2 separate regions of the Homo sapiens genome follow, and region 1 is linked to region 2. Evidence: chromatin contacts called from ENCODE Hi-C or POLR2A ChIA-PET data. All regions are on one chromosome and are shown on one strand. Each heading gives the region's core, a stretch centred on a gene start or an enhancer-like site at or near the end of the contact. The rest is flanking DNA. Distances are from core to core; before and after follow the strand shown.

Region 1 (5,146 bases), core at 393-2,892, 45 kb after region 2:
GGGCTGCTGTGAAGGTCTCTGACAAGGCCTGGAGACATTTTCCCCATGGTCTTGGAGATTAACATTAGGCTTCTTGCTATTTATGCACATTTCTGCAGCCAGCTTGAATTTCTCCTCAGAAAATGGGTTTTTCTTTTCTATTGCATAGTCAGCCTGCAAATTTTCCAAACTTTTATGCTCTGCTTCCCTTATACAACTGAATGCCTTTAACAGCACCCAAGTCACCTTTGGATGCTTTGCTGCTTAGAAATTTCTTCCACCAGATACCCTAAATCATCTCTTTCAAGTTCAAAGTTCCACAAATCTTTAGGGCAGGGGCAAAATGTTGCCAGTCTCTTTGCTAAAACATAGCAAGAGTCAGTTTTGCTCCAGTTCCCAACAAGTTCCTCATCTCTGTCTGAGACCACCTCAGCCTGGATTTTATTGTCCTTATTGCTATCAGCATTTTGGGCAAAGCCATTTAACAAGTCTCTAGGAAGTTTCAAACTTTCCCACATTTTCCTGTCTTCTTCTGAGCCCTTCAAACTGATCTGATTTCTGCCTGTTACCCAGTTCCAAAATCACTTTCACATTTTCGAGTATCTTTTCAGCAGTGCTCCACTCTACTGATACCAATTTACTGTGTTAGACCATATTCACCCTGCTGATAAAGACATACCCGAGACTGGGAAGAAAATAGGTTTAATTGGACTTACAGTTCCACATGGCTGGGGAGGCCTCAGAATCGTGGCTGAGGGCAAAAGGCACTTCTTACAGGGCGGCAGCAAGGGAGAATGAGGAAGAAGCAAAAGCAGAAACAAACCTATCAGATCTCGTGAGACTAATTCACTATCACGAGAATGGCACAGGAAAGGCCCTCATAATTCAATTACCTTCCGCTGGGTCCCTCCCACGATATGTGGGAATTCTGGGAGATACAATTCAAGTTGAGATTTGGGTGGCAACACAGCCAAACCAAATCAAGGGTTAAGAGTGGCATTGAGAAAATCAGAAATGCAGCAAGGGCATCAGGGATGCCGAATGCCCTTGTTCATAGTTTGGATTAGAGAATGCCAGCCCGCAGGAAGAAAGTCCCGTGGTGGGAACACCACTTTCAGAGGTGGGAAAGAGAAACTTACCACCTCTGCCACTTCTGCCCATGGCCTGAGACCTGGGCCTCGTCTCCGCCTGCTTGTTGGATTCTGTCTTCTGTGATTAGAGTTTATTAGTTTCTCATCAAGCAGACCTGTGGAGTCATATGGGATAAATACTTTGACGCTTTGCTTTAAACTCAAATGCGCTAGCAGCTCCGTCAGTTCATGCCTAGCACAGCATTGTCAAACTGCTAAAAAGCCAGCAAATTTTCCACCTAAAATTTTGTGGGGGAGGCCAGGGTGGGGGATGTGGGGAAAAGATGTAAAAATAAACCCTCAGATTCTGGGTTGCTTGGTGGTGTGTGTATTTTTCCGTGGTGCGGGAGGTTAGAAATAGCATTGCTTTTTATGGGATTCTCAGCAGCAGCTTGAAAATTTGGCTTTGAGGATTTGGTCTCCCTGTGTGGGTGAGGTGAGTCCTCTGGTGCGGTTTGGGGGGCAGTGCACCCCAGCACCTCCCTGTCCGTTTTCCGCCTTCCTGCCCCTGCTCGAGGCCACCCGGATGAGCTGTGCTCGAGTGTGAAACACGCTTTGCCAAGGTCAGGTTCCTGAGATGACTCGCCCGTGGCAGCTGGTGCCAGTGTTAACAGACTGCATCGCAGCAGTCCCCATAAGTCACATCAGTGCATCTGTGAGGGCAGTCGCAGGGAGGGGCGTCCTTTGGGGATGTGGCATGTCGGACGGGCTGTGCCTCTCAAGCCGATGTGAGACGACCTCCCCTTGACGTCCTGACATTGGTTGGGGGCGTGGGCTGCCCTTTCAAAGAGAGTCCTGAGGGATTCTTGAAATTTGTTATATAGTTCTTACAAATGGAGGGAGGTTGCAGCGTCCCTCTCAAGTGCAGTACAGAAGCGAAATGTGAAGGAGACAGGCACTGGGACAGTGTTTGTAAGCCCCAGGGGCCCAGGGGCATCTGTGAATTCCTTGAAATGTTGCCAGTTCCTGGGGAGAATGCCAGGGCTTTGATAGGATTCTCAGGAGGGTTTTGACCTCCAGAAAGGGTTAAGAGCACTTGCAGTGGAGCACAAGGTGTGTGGTTCATTTGGCTTGGGGCAGTCACTTCAGTGATGGTCAGATTGGAGGTGTCATGAGTGGGCAGAGGGTGACATGGACAGGCTTGCCGAGGACAGTCAGGGGACAGGATTCTGTTGTCAATTGTGTAACTTAACATGGGGGCCATTGGAGGTGTCTGCTGGGCTTTTCCTTTGTAGGCTTTCTTCTTGAAATTCATATAATATTTTAAAGTTGGCGTGCTTCCTGCAGGAGGCTTCGTGGCGATGCTGGGTTAGCTTAGTGAGCTCAGTGCTTGGGAGAGGGTTCCGCTGTGCACAAGGGGTCTGGGGTCTGTCTGCTTAGCCTGACGCTTTAACAGTTTCCCTCTTTTTGTCCTGGGATCTGGTTTGCTGGGGCTGTCCACATTTTTCCATGTCTTTCTTGAAACTCGGGGGTTGTGGTAGGGAAGTCAAGGCTGCACCCTTGTTAGAGAATGGTGGGGGAAACTCAAGCCAGTCCTTCAACTCAGCTTTCACAGCACACTGTTAACTTTGTTTCTCAAACTTTTTGTCCCTTTAAAAAAAACTGTGGTAAGATATACATAATGTGGAGAAGTTGGAACCCTTCTGTGTTGCTGGAAAAAATGTAAAATGGTTCAGTTGCTATGGAAACAGTATATTTTAACCATTTTTAAGCGTACGGTTCTGTGGCATTAAGTACATTCACGTTGTGCAACCATCACCACCATCCATTTCCAGAACTCTCTCCATTTTCCCAAACCAAAACTGTGTACCCATTAAACATTAACTCTGCATTCCCTCTCCCTCCAGCCGCTGACACCCATGGTTCTACTTTCTGTCTCTATGATTTTGACTGCTCTACATACCTCATAAGTGGAATCATGCAGTATTTGTCCTTTTGTGTCTAGTGTATTTCACTTAGCATAAAGTCTTCAGGGTTCACACACATTGGAGCCTATCTCAGAATCTCCTTCCATTTTAAAGCTGACTCATATTATGTTGTCCTTGGAACAGGAAGACGAGAGCTAGAGATACAGTTGGAAAAGAAAGTTAGGGTCAAACTATAGAGTTTTGTTATTTATTTATTTTTAGAGACAGGGTCTTGCTTTGCCACCCAGGCTGGAGTGCAGTGGCACAATCATAGCTCACTGCAGCCTCAACTTACTGGTTCAAGCAATCTTCCTGCCTCAGCCTCCTGAGTAGTTGGGAATACAGGTGTGTGTCACCATGCCCAGCTAACTTTTAAAATGTTTTGTAGAGATGAGGTCTCACTATGTTGCCCGGGCTGGCCTCGACCTCCTGGCGCCATGAGGTTTTGAATGCTCTGCATAGATTATCCCATACGATGTGGGAACCACTGCACTTTTCAGAGGAGACAGTGTCATTAGATGCGTGTTTAGGAAGCTGAGTCTGGTGGCTGAGGGTGGGAGTCAGTGGAGAAGGAGACGGAAGCTGAGAGGGCCAGCCAGGAAGGACAGTGAGGAGCTGTCCCTGGCCTGGGGGACAGGGCCTGAGCTGAAGCAACAGCTGTGGAGAAGAGGCCTGGGGTGGAGGGATCCGTGCGCCGATTGTGTTGGTAGCTGGAATGTGCAGGGCAGGTGGGGCAGAAGGTGGATTGCAGAGTGACTTTTGGGCTTCAGTCTTGGGTAAAGAGAAGGTGGTCTGAGCGGAGACAGCAGCCTAGGAGGTGGCGCTCACTCCGAGTGGAGAGCCTGGACCAGCCCGTGTGGCTGGATGCGTCTGGAGGGCAAATGTGGGGAAATGACTGGAGATTGGCTAGAAAGCAGTCAGGCTGGGAGAAGTCACCACACACAGAGACTTGGTGTCACCCGCAACAGCACAATCCCCACCAGGACGTAGAGGAAATAAGAAAGCAGCCCTCTGGAGAGCAGGAGAAGTCTGCAAATATCTTAGTATATCTTTCTATGAAATACTGTCCCATAAAGTACAGAAAGATACACTCAGATGTCTTGATCTTGGTGCTGTAATGACATTTATTATAGTATAATCAGGATGATCTGTTCTGTTATCAAGTTTTTGTTTGTTTTTCATGATTTTTCAAAAAACAGTTGTTAACACTTTTTAACGTTTAGCCCAGGTAGGAGGATCACTGAAGGCCATGAGTTTAAACAGTAAGGTTGAAATGAGTTTGCCTTCTGTATCTCTTGAGTTGTATCTGATAAAGAGAAACTACCCGGTGCTTCCCTCTGGAGAGTGGGTGCAGGGTGGGGACATCCTCTGGATAAGTAATTGGCTGGTGACTACGACGGCGCCACCCTATGGTGTGGGCTTCTGTAACCTTCTCCACTGTCTGCCCTCAGGTTATGGGGTGGGGCGGGAGGTGCCCAAATTCTTATTCCTACACTCTTCTGATTTCACATTGAACTTAGTGTGGATGGATGGAGAGAGAAACACTTATTATGAGGATTGGATTTAGTCCCAATTGAAACCTGGTAATCAAATATTTATTTCAGAGAAAATGCAAGTAATTAATATAAGCTTCCTACAATTTAGAATAATTAGTGGAAGAATGACTAGAAAATACTGACATTGGTTCAATACAGAGAAAAACGTTAAAAACCTTATCTCACAAGAGGCAAAGACATTAAGGCAAAATGTACCTGCATAACTAGTTTTAATTTAGTAATTTGGGTGTTTAGGTATTTTTAGAAAATCTCATATAAACGTAGAAGCCGTCAGATAAATGACCAGATGCTACTATTATCCTCTCCAAAGTGATCACTCTATTCCGTGAAGAAGGTGGAATGGGAACAATTACTAATTTGTATTCCTTTCACATTTTGAACTGAGGATTTACTTCTGTAGTAATCCTAATTGTAATATTTGGGTGGTGGTTTTAATCAGTAAAATGTCTGGCAGTTTTATAATCCTCTAGATAAATGTGAGTTGAATGTAATGCAGAATGAAATAGGCAAATGTCCCAACCTCAACTTCAGGTGAATAAAGGAAAATGATATCCTTTTAGCCACCTTCCATTAG
Region 2 (4,899 bases), core at 2,230-4,729:
TGGAAAACAATTTGATGTGTGTCTTTTTAAGCATTTTGGAAGCGCGGTGGAGTTGCTATGGGGATAGCAAGGTTTACTCTCTACAGAGAGTGGTTCCATCTGGCACCCGTCGCTCCCGAGCTGGGCTGGGCAGTTCTGTGCAGAGCAGTTTCTCGTTAGATGTGGAAACAGTTACACAGAGAAGCACTGTTCCATCTTTTCCCCCTGGAACCATCATTTTGCTTTGATCTAACAATAGAAAAACTTTTTTTTTTTTTTTTTTTGAGACAGAGTTTTGCTCTTGTTGCCCAGGCTGGAGTGCAGTAGTGCGATCTCGGCACACTGCAACGTCTGCCTCCCGGGTTCAAGCGATTCTCCTGCCTCAGCCTCCTGAGTAGCTGGGATTACAGGCATGCACCACCACCCCAGGCTAAGTTTCTATTTTTAGCAGAGTTAGGGTTTCTCCATGTTGGTCAGGCTAGTCTCAAACTCAGGTGATCCGCCCTCAGGTGATCCGCCCTCCTTGGCCTCCCAAAGTGCTAGGATTACAGGCGTGAGCCACCACGTCTGGCCTAGAAAAACATGTTAAACTCCTTTCTGTACCCTCTGCTTCCTCTGGGTGCTGGCGTTGCCTGTGTGGGGCTCGGTCCGTGTTTCTCAGTCTGGAGGGTTTCTGAGCTGCTGTTGGAGTGGGGGTGTCTCCTGCACCTGGTGTTCCATGTCGGACTTTCAGATCACAGTTGGAATTAATTTTCTTTTGCAGATGTGTTGACATCTTCCTCTGAGGTTACGTTTTAATTCCCCTTTGCTTTGTCCCTGGAACTGTGGACTCCCTCCCTCCCTAGTCTTGCTTGGAACCAGCGTGGTTCCATCTCAGTTTAGAGATGAGGATTGTAACATTCCATAAGGGACTGTGCTTGGGGGCATAATGTGTGCAGGTAGAGTTCTGTTTTATATTTAATGGAGAATGAAACACAGTGACTTAAGAAGCAGCAGGTGTCTCTGTCTTTGTGATCTTGGGTTATCCCTGGAGGCTCCACTCATAGAACGCTTGCTAGGCATGCTGGCTTGGGCTCTGGAGGCCAGCTTGCTCTTGTTCTGGGCTGTGGCCTTTGGCCAGTCCGAGTCCTGCTCCCTCATCTTGAAAATGGGATCATGACATCTGCCTGCTTGCAGGGTTACTCTGACTGTCAGATGAGATGGCGCAGGTGCCCGCTGGGAAATGCAGGGGACTAAGTGCATCACCCCACGTCCTGGGCACTGGCAGAGTCACTGGTGTCCTGGCTGCTTCCTCCTGTGATCTGATAGGATGTGGCTCTCTGAGGCCACCGTAGATGGTCTCTTAGTTCCCAGAGCTTCTAGTTCATATACTTAGTACCAAGGAAGGTTCTGTGGTTCATGGGCTTGTGGACAGTGACTGCCGGGTGGCTGATTTGTTCTTGCATTGGAGACAGAGGTGATAATTTCACTCCTGGTCCCACGGCCAAGTGGAACTGGGGTGATCTGTTCAGTGGAAAAAGCAGTTAGTTCGAAGACATTCAGGGAACGTGGATTCTTGTTCCTAGCTCGGTCTCCAAGTAGCATTGTCCCCCGAGCAACCAAAGATCCATTCCCTCAGTGCATACAATTGTGTGACAGCCCTGCACCAGTCACTGTGATCACTCAAGACCTCTGGCCTCAGTTTCCCCATGGAGAACCCCCTTCATGGAGGCATTGCTGTCCAGCAGTTTGCATGTGTTCTTTCATTTGACCCATGTAATTCATTTATGAGGTTGGGAAGTGTAGTGATCAGTCCCATTTTACAGATGAGGAAACTGAGGTCTAGGGAATTTAGCACCTTGTCTGAGGTCACATGCTGTTAAGATCTCGTCTCTAAAATGGGAGGCTGGGGTAGAGTCTGGTGGCCTCCTGGATGCCCACCCTGGTTCTTAAGGTCAATGTGTCTGCCTCCTTGCGAAGTCACGGTGCTTGGGCTGATTGTGAAGGAAATGGACAGTGGAGTGAGGCTGTTCCTAGCCATCCTTACCCACAAGCTTGCTCTGAAAATCCACCTAAAACCCCAGGAACTATTGGGAACTGTAAACTAACAGCAGGTGCCAGAATATCTGCCTTTCCCAAGTCTGGAGGGCATGAGATCACAGAGCCATCTAAGCATGAACCCAGGATTTCTCTTCCTTATTTTCCAGTATTGGAACTGGAGACAGATTGCTCGATGACTGGTCGTGGTTTATTGTAAAACGAGAAGGAGCCCCCTCTTAAAAACATTCTGCTGTTGGGCTGGTCCCCTTCATGCATTGCCTCTTGTTGATAGATTTTTTGCTCAACTGGAAGGATATTAGAGGTGCCTGTGCCACGCAATATTTTATGATTGATCAGTGTCTTGAAGCACTGTTGGATGCACCTGATGCCTTCTTTATTTGGGCTGTCAGTGTTCACACAAAAGGAAGACTTTTTACATCTACTCTGTGCTCTTTCTGTAATAAGCTGGGTTATTTTGGAGAGCAGGTGGGAGAACGTGCAGATGTGGGACTCAGCACCCACAGAACTGAGGGGTGGTGTGGTGCAGGCCAGAGGGCGTGGACTGCAGAGTCCTGCCAGCCTGGGTTCACATCTCTGTGAGGTTTGCACCAAATCTGGGTTACTTTTAGGATCCTGGAGAGACTCAATACCTGGGAGGGGCCTACACATAGGCAGCCTCTCCCGGGTGGTGACTACGCCTGTGTTTCTGTGTGGAAATGTGATTTTATAATGTCACGTTCCCAGGGAGCTCACTGAGATGCCTCCTGCTCCTACTCAACAGCCCTAGCCCCTGTTCCTGCCGAGGTTCTGGTGGGAGAGGGGACATTAAGATTGCTGCTTGTAAGGCCAGGCGGGTGGCTCATGTCTGCAATCCCAGCACTTGGGAGGCTGAGGTGGGCGGATCACCTGAGGTCAGGAGTTCGAGACCAGCCTGGCCAACATGGTGAAACCCTGTCTCTACTAAAAATAAGAAAAATTAGCTGGGCGTGGTGGCGCACACCTGTAATCCCAGCTACTCAGGGGGCTGAGGCAGGATAATTGCTTGAATCTGGGAGGCAGAGGTTGCAGTGAGCTGAGATCACACCACTGTACTCCAGCCTGGGCCACAGAGCAAGACTCTGTCTCAAAAAAAAAAAAAAAAAATTGCTGCTTGTAACTGCGGGCTCGAGAGAACATTTGTGACCCATGAAGCCTGCGGTTGGAGGGGCCTGGCGTTAGGGAGAGGACACTGGAAATGTTAATGCAGCTAATCCAGTGAGATTAGCCTGCTGAGCTCAGGGATTTGAGGGAACAAAGGGGAGTGCAGGGGCCACTTAGAAGTTTAAACAGACTCCCTCTCCCTTTTCACCTACGTCTTGTGTGAGGATTTCAATAGCTCCTAAATGAGCTTGCCTGAATGGCTGTGGCACTCTTTTAAATTCTAATTAGCTAGTGAATTAACCAGGATGAATTTTGATTAGTCAGAATGAATTACAGGTATTAATGATCATACAGTCTTAGAGCAAATGAAAGTAGCAGTTGTCCAGAGGGGGCTTGGGCCAGCCATCCGGCTGGAGAGACCTTCAGTAGGCTCAGAACAGCTGCGCTCATTCACTCACTGTTCCACTTTCTTGTAATGCCTGCACCAGTCACAGTGTGGACTGGGGACCAGACGCAGATGCCCTGGCTGTCCTTGGCGGGCCTGGAAAGAGTGGAGCCCCAAGTTGCCGGCTGGCAAACCTCCAGCTGTGGCCCGTGGGGTTTGCTCCATGGTGGCCTGGGCCACGCAGGCTGTACCAGCCATGAGATGCCATGGAGCCAAAGGCTGCGACTGTAGCTGTTTGTGCTGCAGCCAACCTTTACCCAGTTCCTGACTGCTGTTTGTTTGGTTTGCCATGGGTACTTCTGGGGACCTCCTGGCAGCATGCTGGCCCGTGCAACTCTCCTCATGCCAGTTGTAGGGTCCCTGTTCCTGTTTGGCCAAGGAAGGGATTTCCTAAGTGTATACATATTTATTTAGCTTTGCCATGTTTTGGATGGCCTTGGACATAGAAACTCATTGCACATTAGTTAAATAACTAGGCCAGCATTCTGAAAGACCCGACTCCAGACCTACTTCGGTGATGGAGATGGGCACATGCAGGGTCAGGGTGCTTTGAAAGAGTCACACATTCACCTTCCAACAGAGCAGCCTGAGGCTTCCCTAGTCTTGCAGGGTCAACTTGCTGAAAGCTCAGCCCTTGGCCCCAAAGGAGCTCTGAGGCCGCAGGCCCAGAGCCCCGATGTCCCCGTGAGCTGGTGGCAGGGAAGCGGAAAAAGGCTTTCACACCGCCTCCCCCACATATGCTCACAGCCTCCCCTGGGCCCTTTCTTGCCTCTCACATGGCCATCCTGTGGGTTCTTTGGCCTGGGAGGTGCTGCTTCAGCCTCCCTCGGCCTTGAGGTGCTCCAAGACAGCGTCAGCACCTGGGCTAGAGGTCCGTGCTGCCCTGTGCATCCTCAGAGTTTGACTGTAGTGTGCATGTGTGCATGCATGTGCGTGTGTGTGCATGTGTGTGCTTGTGTATATGTGTGCATGTGTGTGCTTGTGTGCATGTGTGCATGCGCATGTATGCGTGCGCACCGTTATTTTCTAATGGACTGTGCAGGCATCTGTTCTCCTCATGGACCAGGAACTCAGTGATCAGGGACTCCCCTGTTTACTTTGATATTCCAGCTGCCCTCCAGAGCGCCTAGCACATAGTAGGTCTTCAGTGACTGCCAGATGAGAGGATATTTAAATGAGACGGCAGCTTTGGAGGGATGACAACAGATTGTGGTCTAATCTCACGATTTTTGCCTGAGAGAGAATTGGCCCTACTCGAGGCGGGCTTTTTTTTTCTTTTCTTTTCTTTTCTTTTTTTTTTGAGATGGAGTTTCACT

What was found. Hi-C counts contacts between places; a loop is a spot of excess contacts on that map. ChIA-PET counts read pairs that join two places held with the same protein, here RNA polymerase II (POLR2A). Pooled maps may share reads with other maps.
Region 1: a loop to region 2 is called in a map of posterior vena cava, with 1.8 times the contacts of the local background. The contact joins the enhancer-like site here to the promoter of C18orf15 in region 2. A Hi-C loop is called at or near these places in 16 of 168 maps with a recorded cell type or tissue (CD8-positive, alpha-beta T cell, Caco-2, GM12878 and 10 more) and 7 of 50 pooled maps. POLR2A ChIA-PET finds 5 or more read pairs at or near these places in 1 of 52 experiments (naive thymus-derived CD4-positive, alpha-beta T cell).

Annotation. Positions count from the first base shown.
Region 1 is chr18:13,283,154-13,288,299 of GRCh38, forward strand. The region is part of intron 2 of LDLRAD4 (low density lipoprotein receptor class A domain containing 4); the gene reads left to right. Among named protein-coding and RNA genes, the nearest start is that of C18orf15, 46 kb to the left of the region's middle. RefSeq lists an enhancer at 3,163-3,716. Within about 2 kb of position 1,643, at least 2 of the 41 ENCODE cell types and tissues checked have a DNase peak (open chromatin) inside an H3K27ac peak, as active enhancers do.
Region 2 is chr18:13,236,064-13,240,962 of GRCh38, forward strand. It overlaps C18orf15 (chromosome 18 putative open reading frame 15), which reads left to right and starts at 3,480. Exons shown (of 1, transcript NR_146617.1): 1 at 3,480-4,899. The region is part of intron 1 of LDLRAD4 (low density lipoprotein receptor class A domain containing 4); the gene reads left to right. RefSeq lists an enhancer at 3,625-4,259.